Linked DNA regions of Homo sapiens: region 2 is linked to region 1. Evidence: chromatin loops called from intact Hi-C (ENCODE). Cell type or tissue: Caco-2. All regions are shown on one strand. Links, peaks and the distances in the headings refer to the core of each region. The heading gives the core; the rest is flanking DNA.

Evidence for each region. Peaks named below come from ENCODE experiments on the same cell type or tissue, not always from the same donor. Only the 100,000 strongest peaks of a DNase experiment are listed, where the experiment ranks them.
Region 2: a loop joins it to region 1, with 2.6 times the contacts of the local background. A loop is called at or near these places in 1 of 110 quality-filtered maps.

The regions. Positions count from the first base shown.
Region 1 is chr20:51,162,192-51,168,586 of GRCh38, reverse strand. No RefSeq gene overlaps it. Among named protein-coding and RNA genes, the nearest start is that of KCNG1, 140 kb to the right of the region's middle. In Caco-2, for the core only: no CTCF peak of the experiment used is centred there; a DNase peak (open chromatin) is centred at 3,706.
Region 2 is chr20:51,054,682-51,061,076 of GRCh38, reverse strand. No RefSeq gene overlaps it. Among named protein-coding and RNA genes, the nearest start is that of KCNG1, 35 kb to the right of the region's middle. RefSeq lists an enhancer at 2,966-3,466. In Caco-2, for the core only: no CTCF peak of the experiment used is centred there; no DNase peak of the experiment used is centred there; H3K27me3 peaks cover 155 bases.

The sequences.
Region 1 (6,395 bases), core at 2,633-5,132:
AAATAAAAAAAGATGGAGCAAATTCATCACCATAATCTTCTACTATAAGAACAGCTATAGAAAGCTTTTCATTCTGAAGAGAAATGATATCAAATGGTAATTAACCTACAGGAAGAAATGACAATCACCAAAAACAGCATATGTTTCAAATTGCTCCATCATCTCATGAAATATGTGAAAGAGAAACCAGATAAAAGAGGCACGCATGTGAAATCTTGTCCCTCAAACAGTAGAGCTTTAAACATCTCTGATGTCTGCCTCCCAGGTGTGAAGGCAGTGGCGTGCTCCAGGACAGGGGAGAGAATCCTATGAGGGTCTTTTCCTCTCCCTTCACTTTTTGGTCCCTGCAGAAAAGTTTTGAGGGGCAAACCCTGAGGTTTTGTAATCTAGGCCATGCTGAAGACTCACCTGGCATGTCCATAGCCCCTGAGCACTGGGGGTGAGGCTGGCTTGGGAAGTTTCACAGATCCTGCTGCCTCTGTGCTTACAAGCAGGTCGAAAATCTCGGCTGGGCGCAGTAGCTCACATCTGTAATCCCAGCACTTTGGGAGGCTGAGGCAGGTGGATCACTTGAGCCTAGGAGTTCAAGATCAGCCTGGGCAACATGGTGAAACCCCATCTCTACAAAAAATACAAAAAGTAGCCAGGCATGGTGGTGCAGTGGTGGCTCATGCCTGTAATCCCAGCACTTTGGGAGGCTGAGGTGAGAGGATCACTGGAGTCCAAGAGATTGCGGCTACAGTGAACCAAGATTATACTACTGCACTCAGCCTGGGCAACAGAGCAAGACCCTGTCTTTAAAAAAAAAAAAAAGAAAAAAGTAAAAATAGTCTCGGCCGGGCGCGGTGGCTCACGCCTGTAATCCCAGCACTTTGGGAGACCGAGGCGGGTGGATCACGAGGTCAGGAGATCGAGACCATCCTGGCTAACACGGTGAAACCCCGTCTCTACTAAAAATACAAAAAATTAGCCGCACGCTGTGGCGGGTGCCTGTAGTCCCAGCTACTCAGGAGGCTGAGGCAGGAGAATGGCGTGAACCCGGGAGGCGGAGCTTGCAGTGAGCCGAGATCGTGCCACTGCACTCCAGCCTGGGCGACAGAGCGAGAAAAAATAGTCTCCTGAGCCCAAGCCCAAGGCAACACAACTGGGAACAGGGAACCCGTAGGTGGCAACCTGCTTGCTCTAGGAAAAGGCTCGAGGAGGTCAGGAGACCTGAGTTCTAGTTTGGAATCTCCCAGACTCACTGAGCTGTTCTTCAGCCTCTCTTTCTCAAAAAGGAGAGATTGATTGAGAGAAAAAAACAGTGGTCTCAACCTTTTCTACCCTGCTGTACTGTTGTGAAGTTCAAACATGCATCAGCTCACTGGAAATGTTTGAAGATCTTTAGAAATACAAAGAATTTTTATGAAGAAGGGCCCCTCCCATACATACGCTATACTGTTTTCAGTGTGTAAAAATCCAAAGGACAGCTGGGTTAAAAACACTTCGGACTGGTGAAGATGTGAAGAAATTGCAACCCTTATGCACTGCTGATGGGAATGTAGAATGGTGCACCCACTGTGGAAAACAGTACAGTGGTTTCGCAAAAAAACTAAGCATAGAGTTACCATATGACCCAGCAATTCTGATGCTAGGTATCCACCCAACAGAACTGAAAGCAGGGTCTCAAACAGATACATAGACACTAGTGTTGATAGCAGCATTATTCACAATAGTCAAAAGGCAGAAGCAACCCAAATGCCCATCAGGAGATGAATGTATAAACAAAATGTGCTACATCAACACAGTGGAATATTATGCAGCCTTAAAAAGGAAGGAAATTGTAACACATGCTACAACATGGATGAACCTTAAGGACATTATGCTAAGTAAAATAAGGCCGTCACAAAAGGACACATATTGCGTAATTCCATTTATATGGAGTACTGAAAGTAGTCAAATTCATAGACAGAAAGCTGAATGGTGGTTTCCAGGGGCTGAGAGGAGGGAGTTCATGGGTACAGAGTTTCAGTTTGGGAAAATGAAAAGGCTCTAGAGACGGATAGTGGTAATGGTTGCACAACAATACAATTATACTTAATGCATTGTACACTTAAAATGGTTAATTTTGTGTTGTGCACAAGGGTGTAAATGTACTTAATGAATTACACACTTAAAGTGGTCAATTTTGTGTATATTTCACCATAATTTTTTTAACTTTTAAAAAATCACCTGGAAGCCCCTGGGACACAATGGATTTTTTAAACTGAAATTTCCCTGGGGTGTAGACTCCAATGTTCCAGGTATGGAGGCCAGTCCAATGTCACTCACAAGCCTTGGAGCAGTAGGGACAGCAATTGTGCCTGGGGTCTAGAAAGAAGAGAGGCATAGCCAGGCACATGTGGTCAATTCGTCCATCCAGAGCCTCCCTCTCACTCAATGTTTCTCCAAGGCACAATTTCATTTTGGTAGTTTCTAAGGTACCCTTTCCCTCCTACACCAGACTGGCCATGTGTAATATTAAAAGTAGTGGCAGAAACAGCAATTACTTTTGCACTGACCAAATAATATTTATTAATAAAGCCATTTATTGGGTGAACTCATTTAGTCCTTGCAACCCCAAGAGGTGGGTACTGCCATTGCCTTCATGATACAGATGAGGAAACTGAGACACAGAAGTGTTCAGTCATCTGCCCAAGGCCACTTACACATGCAGTGGGGGACAGAGATGAGACACAAAAGCAGAGGGGCTGGCTCTATAGCCACCCTCTCAATCTTAACTCTTGCCACCATTCTAAGACAAGCTGCATATCTCACTCAGGAGTGAAGGGTCTTCCAAAGGCAGGTGAGTTTCCGCTGTTGATTTGTTTGAGTTTTTTTGAAGTCAGTCCTCATCAGAGAAGCCACGGGCTATGAGGATGCCAAAATCAATAGCAGCTTTCTCGTATTGAAGCTTTCCATGTCCCAAACACCGTCTCCTCTAACCCTCACACCAATGGTGCCAGATGGGAAGTATTGGCCCTATTTCATAGATGGAGACGGAGAGGTTCATGGTCATTAACTAATTTGCCTGAGTCTATGCCTAATCTGGGATTAAAACCAGGTCTGGCTGATTTCAGAGCCTCTACACCTAAACCCAATGATGGCCCACAGGGCCAATTTTGCACTTAGCTCTTGGCAATATCCAGAGACATTTTTGGTTGTCCTATGAGGGGCGCCACTGGCATCTGGTGGGTGGAGGTCACGGATGCCGCTAAACATCCCACAGTGCACAGGACATTGCCACGACAGAGAACCATCCGGCTCAGAATGTCAGCCGTGCTGAGGCTGAGACACCCTGCCGAAGCCCCAGGCTGTGATCAAAGGCAGTGCAGGAAATCTCAGTTTTAAGTTTTTAAAATTTCCCTCAAGGCCTTAAAATACACACCACAGCACGTCAGCCGTGACTATCTCTGGGTGGTGAGAGTGCTGGTGAGTTTTATTTTCTTCTTTTGGCAAAATTGCATTTTCTAAATTATCTTCAATGAATATGCATTAGTCTCGTAATCAAATAAGTTTCAGCTTTTCCAAGAAGTCCATGGGCTCTGGGAGTTGGAGAACCCTTCTGGGTTGGCATTTCATGATCTGATGTGAAGTTTCAGGAAGGTGAACCTCAGCATAGGGGCCAGGGGCAAGGTCTGGCTCAGCTGGTTACTGGATACCCACCCTTGGACTTTGCCCCTGGGAGCCTGGTTCCTTGTTGGTAACATGGAGATGATATCTCTTGGGTTGTGTCACCGTAGTTTTTCTGGGTGCCTGACCAGGTGTCAGGCACTATGGAGCTAAGCATTTTATCCACATCTGCTCATTTCAACTCCCCACAAGCCCATGAGATTGGCCACTGAACCCAAGAGGGAGAAGCAGCTTGCCCAAGGTCATGCACATGGTAGGTGGCAAAACTGAGACTCAAACCAAAAGACATTTGACTCCCAAAAGCCTGCCATAAAAAACAGACCTAAACGATGGTAGTGTTTGCTATTCCTGCCCATGGAGGGGGCGCTTTGCAAAGACTGCCCTCGTAAGACAGTTGAAGAATCTCGCGTGCAGCTGGCATCCTTCAGCTCCCAGGGCACAAAGAGCTGTGTCTTATCTGTTCAGCATCTGAACTGACTCAAGGAAGCTGCCTGGCTTAAGTCCTCCCAGGCAGGGGAGAAAGACCCTGGTCAGCTGGAAAAGAGGAAAGAAGTAAACCTGGGGGCCCGAGGAGGCCGGCAGAGCTCCTCTGTCTTCTCTCTGACTCATCTTGCAAAGAAAACGTCCCTGGTGTTAGCCCTGTCCTCATCCGGCTGTAGGCTGAGCTCAGGTGAACACTCTGAAGTAACTGGCACTCCACCAAATGCTGCCCGTCAGCTCTCGGATGCGACCCCATGGAGGTAGGCTGACCAGCGTTAGCAGGTGTTTTATATAAGCATGTCTTGTGCAATATTTGGGACAGCCTCATACTAAAAAATTATTTGTTGTTTATTTGAAGTCCAAATCTAACTGGGTATCCTGTATCTTATATGGCAACCCTTCCGATGGGCCCTGGAGGTCTGAGAGTGAGGGAGGAAAAGGGCTGAGGGCTGCAGTTTTGGCCTTTATCAGGACAACTCTATTAGGACTAGGCCAGGATGACACCCTTCACATCTGTGCTGGGATCTGGGATCTGGGATCCTCTCTGATTCAGCCTTCACATCTTTTTTTTTTTATTTTTATTTTTTAAGAAGCTGTCTTGTTCTATTGCCCAGGCTAGAGTGCAGTGGTGTGATCATAGCTCACTGCAGCCTTGACCTCCTGGCTCAAGTGATCCTCCTATTTCAGCCTCACAAGTAGCTGAGAGTACAGGCATGCACCACCACACCCGGCTAATTATTATTATTATTATTATTATTATTATTATTATTATTATTTGTAGAGATGGTGGGGGGTGGGGTCTCACTATGTTTCCCAGGCTGGTCTTGAACTTCTGGTCTCAAGCAATCCTCCCACCTTGGCCTCCCAAAGTGCGGGAATTAAAGGCATGATCGTGCCTGGCCCTCCACATCTTTCTCAAAGGCATATTTTTTCCTTTTGTTCCCTGCACAATATCCCCCCCTTGGCTCCCCATTACCCTGAGCTAAGCCCTTAGCTGAGTCCTGTGCACTAGTGTCCCCCCAGGGCCTGGTTGTAGAAGGTGCTCGGTAAACCTCTGTTGAAAGAACACATAAGAAGATGGTCCCAGCCATCTGCAGCCTTGGTGCTTATTGTGCTGCCTCACGTATCCCGCGGGGGCCATGCAGAGCTTCTTTCTTTCTCCACCATCACCTGGCTCCAGCCCACCCCACCCCACCCCTGTGCCTTCCCCCAACTCATCCTTATCTCAGCCTTCCCTTGTCTTCCACCTGGGGGGTTGGCAGTGAAAAGAATGCCTAACCCCTCTGGCAATGCGGAGTGGTATTGCTCTAAGCATGCTGGTGTTCAGTTCCTCCTCCCGACATTGGGTGAGGTGGGTAATTCCTGGTGCCAGTCCCGTTTTTACAGCTAATAAGGGTGAGGCGAGAATTCTGAGCCAAGCCAGTCTGGCTCCTCGGCCCACATTTGTGCTGGCTCCCTCTTAATCTCCTGCGTGTAGAACTTTCTACCCGGGCTTTGATTGCTCATTTACCTCTCCTGCTCCTCTGCTCCCCGTGTGCTCCACGGGGGGAGGAACCACTCCATCCTCCACACCTGTCGTTAGCATCTGACAATAACAAGAATCATATCAACCAACATTTATTGAGCACTTATTATATTCCAAGGACTTTCTAAATGTTTGATGTGTTTAACACAATTCCCACAACAACCCCGCGAGTCATAAGTACTGCTGGGATCCCCATTTTACAGATGAAGAAACTGAGGCACAGAAAGGCTGGGTTAGCAGCTCCAGCCACACAGCCAGTGGCACAGCTGGGAGTCCAACTCTAGCAACCCAGCGCCAGAGCTACCCTCACAGCCTGCACACCAAGCATTCAAGCACACCAAGCTCGCGGTGTGCTTGAGTAAAGAAACGAGATTTTGTAGTTACTTCACAGGACCTCGAGAACAAACTTGTGAAATAAAGAGAGGGTCATTGTGGAGGTGAAGGAACTGAGGGCCCCCCACCAGCTAGCTGTGGAATCAGAACGCACTCCCATCTCTAAATGCCAGCACAAGCTGCATTCTTTAAAGGATTCTTTAAGCCCCAATACTAATATGGTTTGATCATTAGAAATAATAAACCATCATACCAAGAACTGATGCTCACTGAGAGCATGCAGTCTACCTGCCGGGTGCTGAGGGCTTCACATGCCCTCTTCGATGAGACTTCGAAGCAGATACTGTTATCATCCCCATCTGATCAGCAAGGTTCAAAATGGGGAAGTGACTCTCCCAGGGTCCTG
Region 2 (6,395 bases), core at 2,465-4,964, 110 kb after region 1:
GATAGAAAAATGAGTTTAAACACAGCCTCCATTCCAGACACTGACTCCACTGTGCCCCACTCCTCCATGCCCCAATTATAAGGATCAGCTGCTTTCAAGCTACTTCCTCTCATTTGAGGATTGCTGGCTGTGTGCCCTGATTGGGTCTTTAACTCCTAAGACACAGCTTCTCTCAGGCCTGCATCTCCTCTGATTCCAGGGTCCCTCCTCCCATCCCAGCCCTGAGACACTCTTCTATCTCATTGCCATCGCATCCCGAGCCAAAGAGACTGCATCCGTCAAACTCTAACATCCACTTTATCTGCAAGGACAGAACCGAATTATAACAAATCTCCTGAATTGAAAATGCTCAACCTCTAGCACAGAGCCGCATTCTGTTCACACCCCTGGGAAGTCTTCTGATGGGCTTCCAAGACCCCACACTTCCCTGGGGACTGCCTGGTGATATCCTTTTCTCTGTCCCCATGGCAATGTGCTTTTTACAGTGATTTCTCGCACGACTGCTAGGATCTCATCTCTTTGGCCTCTGCGCAGGCAGTGTTTCTGGCTGCTTTCATTTCCGGCAAAGGACAGAAAGGACTATGCAAAGGGCTGAGACATCTTCTCATTTCCGCTGCCTGATGCTGCCAGGGCTGTAGAAATGAAGAAAATTCAACTCTGGGTTAATGATACCACTTGAGGCCTGAGGTAAGTGAGCAATATGCCAAGCCACTGCCCCCATCACAGGCCAGGAACCCATAAAAGTTTGCCTAGAAACAGCAAACACCATGATGTCTCAGTCTTCCAGGAATAAAGAAGTGTAACAGTTCTGTTCATGCCCCATCCAGATCCTGTTCACCAGGCAGATGCCCATCCCTAGGTCCTGTGGGTGTGGAAGCATTGGCTTCTAAAGGCTCTTCACTGCCCTCTTCTCCAATAAATTGCCTTCTTCCAAAAGGGAGGCCCCATTTCCACGCCAGGAAGCAGCCCATGAGCAATGACCTAGGGGTCAAACCACTTCTGTGCAATTTACACTGCAGACCCCACCCACCACCCACTCATTCCATGGGCTAAGTCTGAAGCTCAACACCAGCTGAAACCACAGCCTTATTCTGCTCCTTCCCCTGCTCCATCCTGCTTCTCTCATTCCATTGATCCTGAGAGCACACCCTCAACACCTCCCAAGTGTTGGGGTCCCTGTTGCAGGGGACTTTGAGGAGCTCCTCAAAGAGACAGTTATCCTCCCACCATCAGTACCATTGCTGTTTACTGAGCTCCCACTATGTAGCTGCCACTTTGCCAAAGCTCTTGAGAACCGTCAGATATAACCCCCACAACAATCATATGAGATGGGGATGATTATTAGTCCCATTTTACAGATGATGAAATAAAGGCTAAGACAGGTGAATCCACTTGCCCAACATCATAGAGCCTATAGGTGTGGAATCAACACAGCTGCTTGAGCTGGAATGGGGCTATACACCCTGAGAGAACAGGACAGAACACCCTGGAGCCTCATACAGTGGCCAGATTCCCACTACAGAACTCTCCATCATATCTCACCTGTTAGCCTCTGGTCAGAATTATCGCTTTAAGGACAAACAAAGTGAAAATCTCACATTCAGAAACACACACAGACACACACGCACACCCACATCAAGATGGATCTTTCATTTCAAACCACCCAAGAGAAATACAAACCAGTCTAGTTTCCTTAATCCCCAACCATAGGTTCCTGGACAATATCACACATACTTGAATGACCTTATTACTATCAATTATTGTCCCTCATAGAAAACAAACAAGACAAAAACATTCTGATTTTGGGGAAGGCCCAAGAGCTGGTGTTCTTAGGAGGAAGTCCAGGCTTTGGGGTGAGCAGAGTGAGATTAGTGGGCATGATCTTCAGGGATTACAGGGTTTACTCTATCTCATCCTACCCAGCTACTCTCCCCCACAGTCTCTACTTGCATCAGTATTTTGCTAAGGTTTTTGGAGTGCTTTGTGTATGCCAGGTCCTATGTCAAGTGCTTTATCTGAGACATCTCTTCTAATCCAGGCTGGGCGTGGTGGCTCACAACCTGTAATCCTAGCATTTTGGGAGGCCAAGGCAAGAGGATAGCTTGAGCCCAGCAGTTCCAGACCAGCCTGGGCAACATAGTAAAACCCCATCTCTACAAAAAGTACAAAAATTAGCCAGGTGTGGTGGCTTTTACCTGTGGTCCCAGCTACTTGGGAGGCTGAGGTGGGAGGATCTCTTGAGCCCAGAAGGTCGAGGCTGCAGTGAGCTGTGATTGAGTCACTGTACTGCAGCCTGGGCAACAGAGCAAGACCTTCTCTCAGGAAAAAAAAAAACTCTTTTAATCTTTACAACCACCTGCTTGATGCACACTACCATTTGACAGGTCAGGAAACTGAGGCTGAGAAAAGTCCAGTAACTTACCCAGGTTCACACCGCTAGAAAATGCCAGAACCATTGCTGGCATCTAGGCCTGAGTCCAAAGTCCCATCTCTTGCACTCTAGTGATCACGCCAGGGCCTTGCAGAGCCCCTCAGCAACTGACTTTAGATCTTATCTAACACAATGGCCACAGGAAGCCAAAGAGATGGAGAGGACCTAGAATGCAGGTCCATGCAGAAACATGAAACGAAACCAAAAATCTTAGCCTGAGAAGTGTGTCCTCTGCATCCCCGTTGCAGAAATACAGAGAAGAAATCAACAGAGCTAGGACTCACAAACCAGCCAGCTATTTCCATATGAAGAGAAGAGACTGATGGGACCAAGCCTTTTTTAATTTTTTTTTTCTTTTTCTGGAAGGCCATTGGTGGGTGTTTCCACCCTTGCTGGTGATAAAGTGTTCCTTTAATTATCAGTGTCGGGCTGAGTCCAGAAAGCTATTTTCCTCTGCTATTGTCACAAGGAAATGAAAGGCGTGAGACTCCCAGGCGGCTCTCATTTGGGGGCCGCGGGTGGCCGCAGAGAGGCTGCCTGTGGGGGAGAGGGGGGTATGTGTCGTGACTGAGCCACTGCAGTGACTATCCAAGCTCAGATATTCCCCTCGGGTCTCTGTTACTATCACCAGAAAACAGTCGGCACCCTGACACAGCCCCCTCCTCTCCTTGCCCGCTCCCTGAAGAGGCATTCCTCTTCAAAACATCCTGGTGGAAGAAAAGCAAGGGGGTATATTTTTTTCTGCCTCTCACCTTCAGTTCAAGTCCTCAGAACACTCCAAGGTCTTAGCCTCATGATTCCGATGTCCCTGCCCCGAGGCTGGCCCTCACGGCTGCAGCCTAGATGTTCGGTGCAGGAAGACATGGGCTTTTCTCTTATCCCACATCATGCCTGTAAACCTTCACTGACTTCCCACTGCTGTCTCAAAAGGAGCTACACATATGTGTTAAGCATTTTTTTTTTCTTTGAGACAGGGTCTCGCTCTGTCGCCCAGGCTGGAGTGCAGTGGTGCAATCTTGGCTCACTGCAACCTCCACCTCCTGGGTTCAAGCAATTCTCATGCCTCAGCCTCTGGGGTAGCTGGGATTATAGGCATGTGACACTATACCTGGCTGATTTTTGTAATTTCAGTAGAGATGGGTTTTCATCACGTTGGCCAGGCTGGTCTCAAACTCCTGACGTCAGGTGATTCACTCACCTCAGTCTCCCAGTGTGCCAGGATTACAGGCATGAGCCACCACACCCAGCCTGCATCAAGCCTTTAAGGCCACTGTGATCAAGACCCTAGAGGCACAAAGGGTGGTGCTAAAGAGACTTGAGCTGGGAATCAGCACACCTGGCTTGAAATCTTAAATATGTAACCTCAGACAAGTCTCTCCACCTCTCTGAGCCTCTCTGTTTCTGTATTAGTTCTCGACTACTGCATTTTAAAATCACCTCAAAAGTTAAAGGCTTAAAACAACACACAGTTACTATCTTACCATGTCTGTGGGTCAGGAATCCAGGCATGGCTTCCCTGAGTCCTTGGCCCAGGTTCTGTCACTAGGCTGCAATCAAGCTGTCAGCCTGGGACATGGTCTTATCTGAAGGCTCAACTGGGAAAGGGATCCACGTCAAAGCTCACTCCTGTGGTTTTTGGCAGGATTCGGGACCCAGGATTTGGGTCCCTTCGGGTACCTGTCGGACTAAGGGCCTCGCTTTCTTGCTGATGATTGGCAGGACATGCCCTCAGTTCCTTGCCACATGGGTCTCTCCTGCTTGCTTTGTTGGAGCAGCCACAGCAGAAAAGCCAGAGAGACTGTGCCAGAGGAGCGTCACTTACATGATCAGGTTATAAAGGAAATCAGTCTTTATGACTTTATCATAGAAGTGACATCTCATAACTTCTGCCATCTTCAATTTGTTAGGAGCAAGTCACCAGGCCCAGCCCACACTCAAGCAAGGGGAATTATATAAGGCACACACAAGGAGAGGGGGTCATTCAGGGCCATGTCAGAAGAAGCTGCCAGAAGCTGCCCACCCATTTCCTTCTCCATCAAACACAGACAATACAAAGATTGTTGCAGAATTGCATGAGGTGGCGTACGTACACTGCTTAACACAGTGCCCGTATGTTATAAATATTCAATAAATGGTTCTCTGACTTCTCTAGAGCAGTGTTTTTCTCAACCTTCTTTCATGATCACCCCCACCCTAAAATGCCTTTTAGATGGGTTTTGTCAATTGACCCTCTCTCCCTCATGAAATCTTTTTTTTAATTTTTTATTTTAATTTTTGTGGGTCCATAGTAGGCATATATATTTAGGGGGTACATGAGATGTTTTGATACAGGCATGCAATGCATTAGAAACACATCATGGAGAATGGACTATCCAGCCCCTCAAGTATTTACCCTTTGTGTTACAACCAATCCAATTATAATCTTTGAGTTATTTTTTGTATACAATTACTTTATTACTGACTATTATTGACTGCTGTGTTAGCAAATACAAGGTCTTATTTTTTCTATTTTCTAACTTTCTAACTATGTATGCAGAACTGCGTATGTGTGCACACACAAGCACACCACATGCCACAAACATGCACACACGCACAACCCACATAGCCACACTGTCTTCCCCTGATGCTGCGTGTTTTCTTCCATGTCTGGGCTCCCGCTGGCTGGCTTCTTGCCACCCAGAACCACTTATTATCCTTACTCATCTGATGAACTCCTGGTCATGCATAAAAACTCAGTTGAGGCCGGGCACAGTGCTCACGCCTGTAATCCCAGCACTTTGGGAGGCCGAGGCGGGCGGATCACGAGGTCAGGAGATCGAGACCATCCTGGCTAACACGGTGAAACCCCATCTCTAGTAAAAATACAAAAAATATATATATATTAGCCAGGTGTGGTGGCGGACGCCTGTAGTCCCAGCTGGTCAGGAGGCTAAGGCAGGAGAATAGCATGAACCCGGGAGGCGGAGCTTGCAGTGAGCAGCGATCACGCCACTGCACTCCAGCCTGGGCAACAGAGCTAAACTCTGACTCAAAAAAAAAAAAGAACTACTCAGTTGAAGAATCAGGGTAGCAGGTAGCTAACTCAGTTGAAGAATCAGGGTAGCAGGTAGCTCTAGGATGTCCCTCAATGGTCCTTGCCCTGCTAGCGTTCACAGCTTTGTGCAAGTCCCACCCCTTGAGTATGAGCTGAACCTACCAACTCACTTCTAACAAATAGAATATAGTGAAAGTGATGGAATGTCTGTTCGAAGTAAGGTTACCTAACTACGCTGGGTCCATGTTGCTCACCCCATCTTGCTCTCTCTATCTCACTTGGTTTGTTGGAAGCTGGTGCCCACAAGAAACTGAATCCTGACAATAACCACGAGAAAGTTTGGAAGTGGATCCTCCTCTGCCAGCCAGGCTTTCAGATGAGACCTCAGCCTTCACTGCAGACTTTTGAGGGGCGAGGTAGGGTACTCAAGGAAGCCTGGAATCTTGACCCACAGAAACTGTGAAATGACAAATATGTGTTGTTTTAAGTCGCTAAGTTTTGAGTAATTCATTACACAGCAACAGATAATACAATCAGCTTCTTTAGGAAGACCCTCCTGATAAAACCATTTAGGTACAGACACACAGAGGCAAGCACACATTCATCTAAACACACACGCTCACATACATGCACTCACATGTATACACACACACAAGCATCAAGCACCCTCACTCTGTGATGACTTGACCTTGGAAAGAATCACACTTTCTCATAGCTGCATTTCATCTCCCAGTCTCCCCACTGTGATTCCTTGAGGTTGGGGACCGTGTCATTGTCCACATCGTTGGATACGTGATCCTTACAGGTATCAAAACATTTTCAATACATGAACATTCATCAAGCTCTCCTTCAGAAATGAGGATTGAGGACTCGTTCTGCCTCTTGGTTTGGCTGTGTCTCCTTGCCTCTTTTTCACAAGCAGAGAGATTG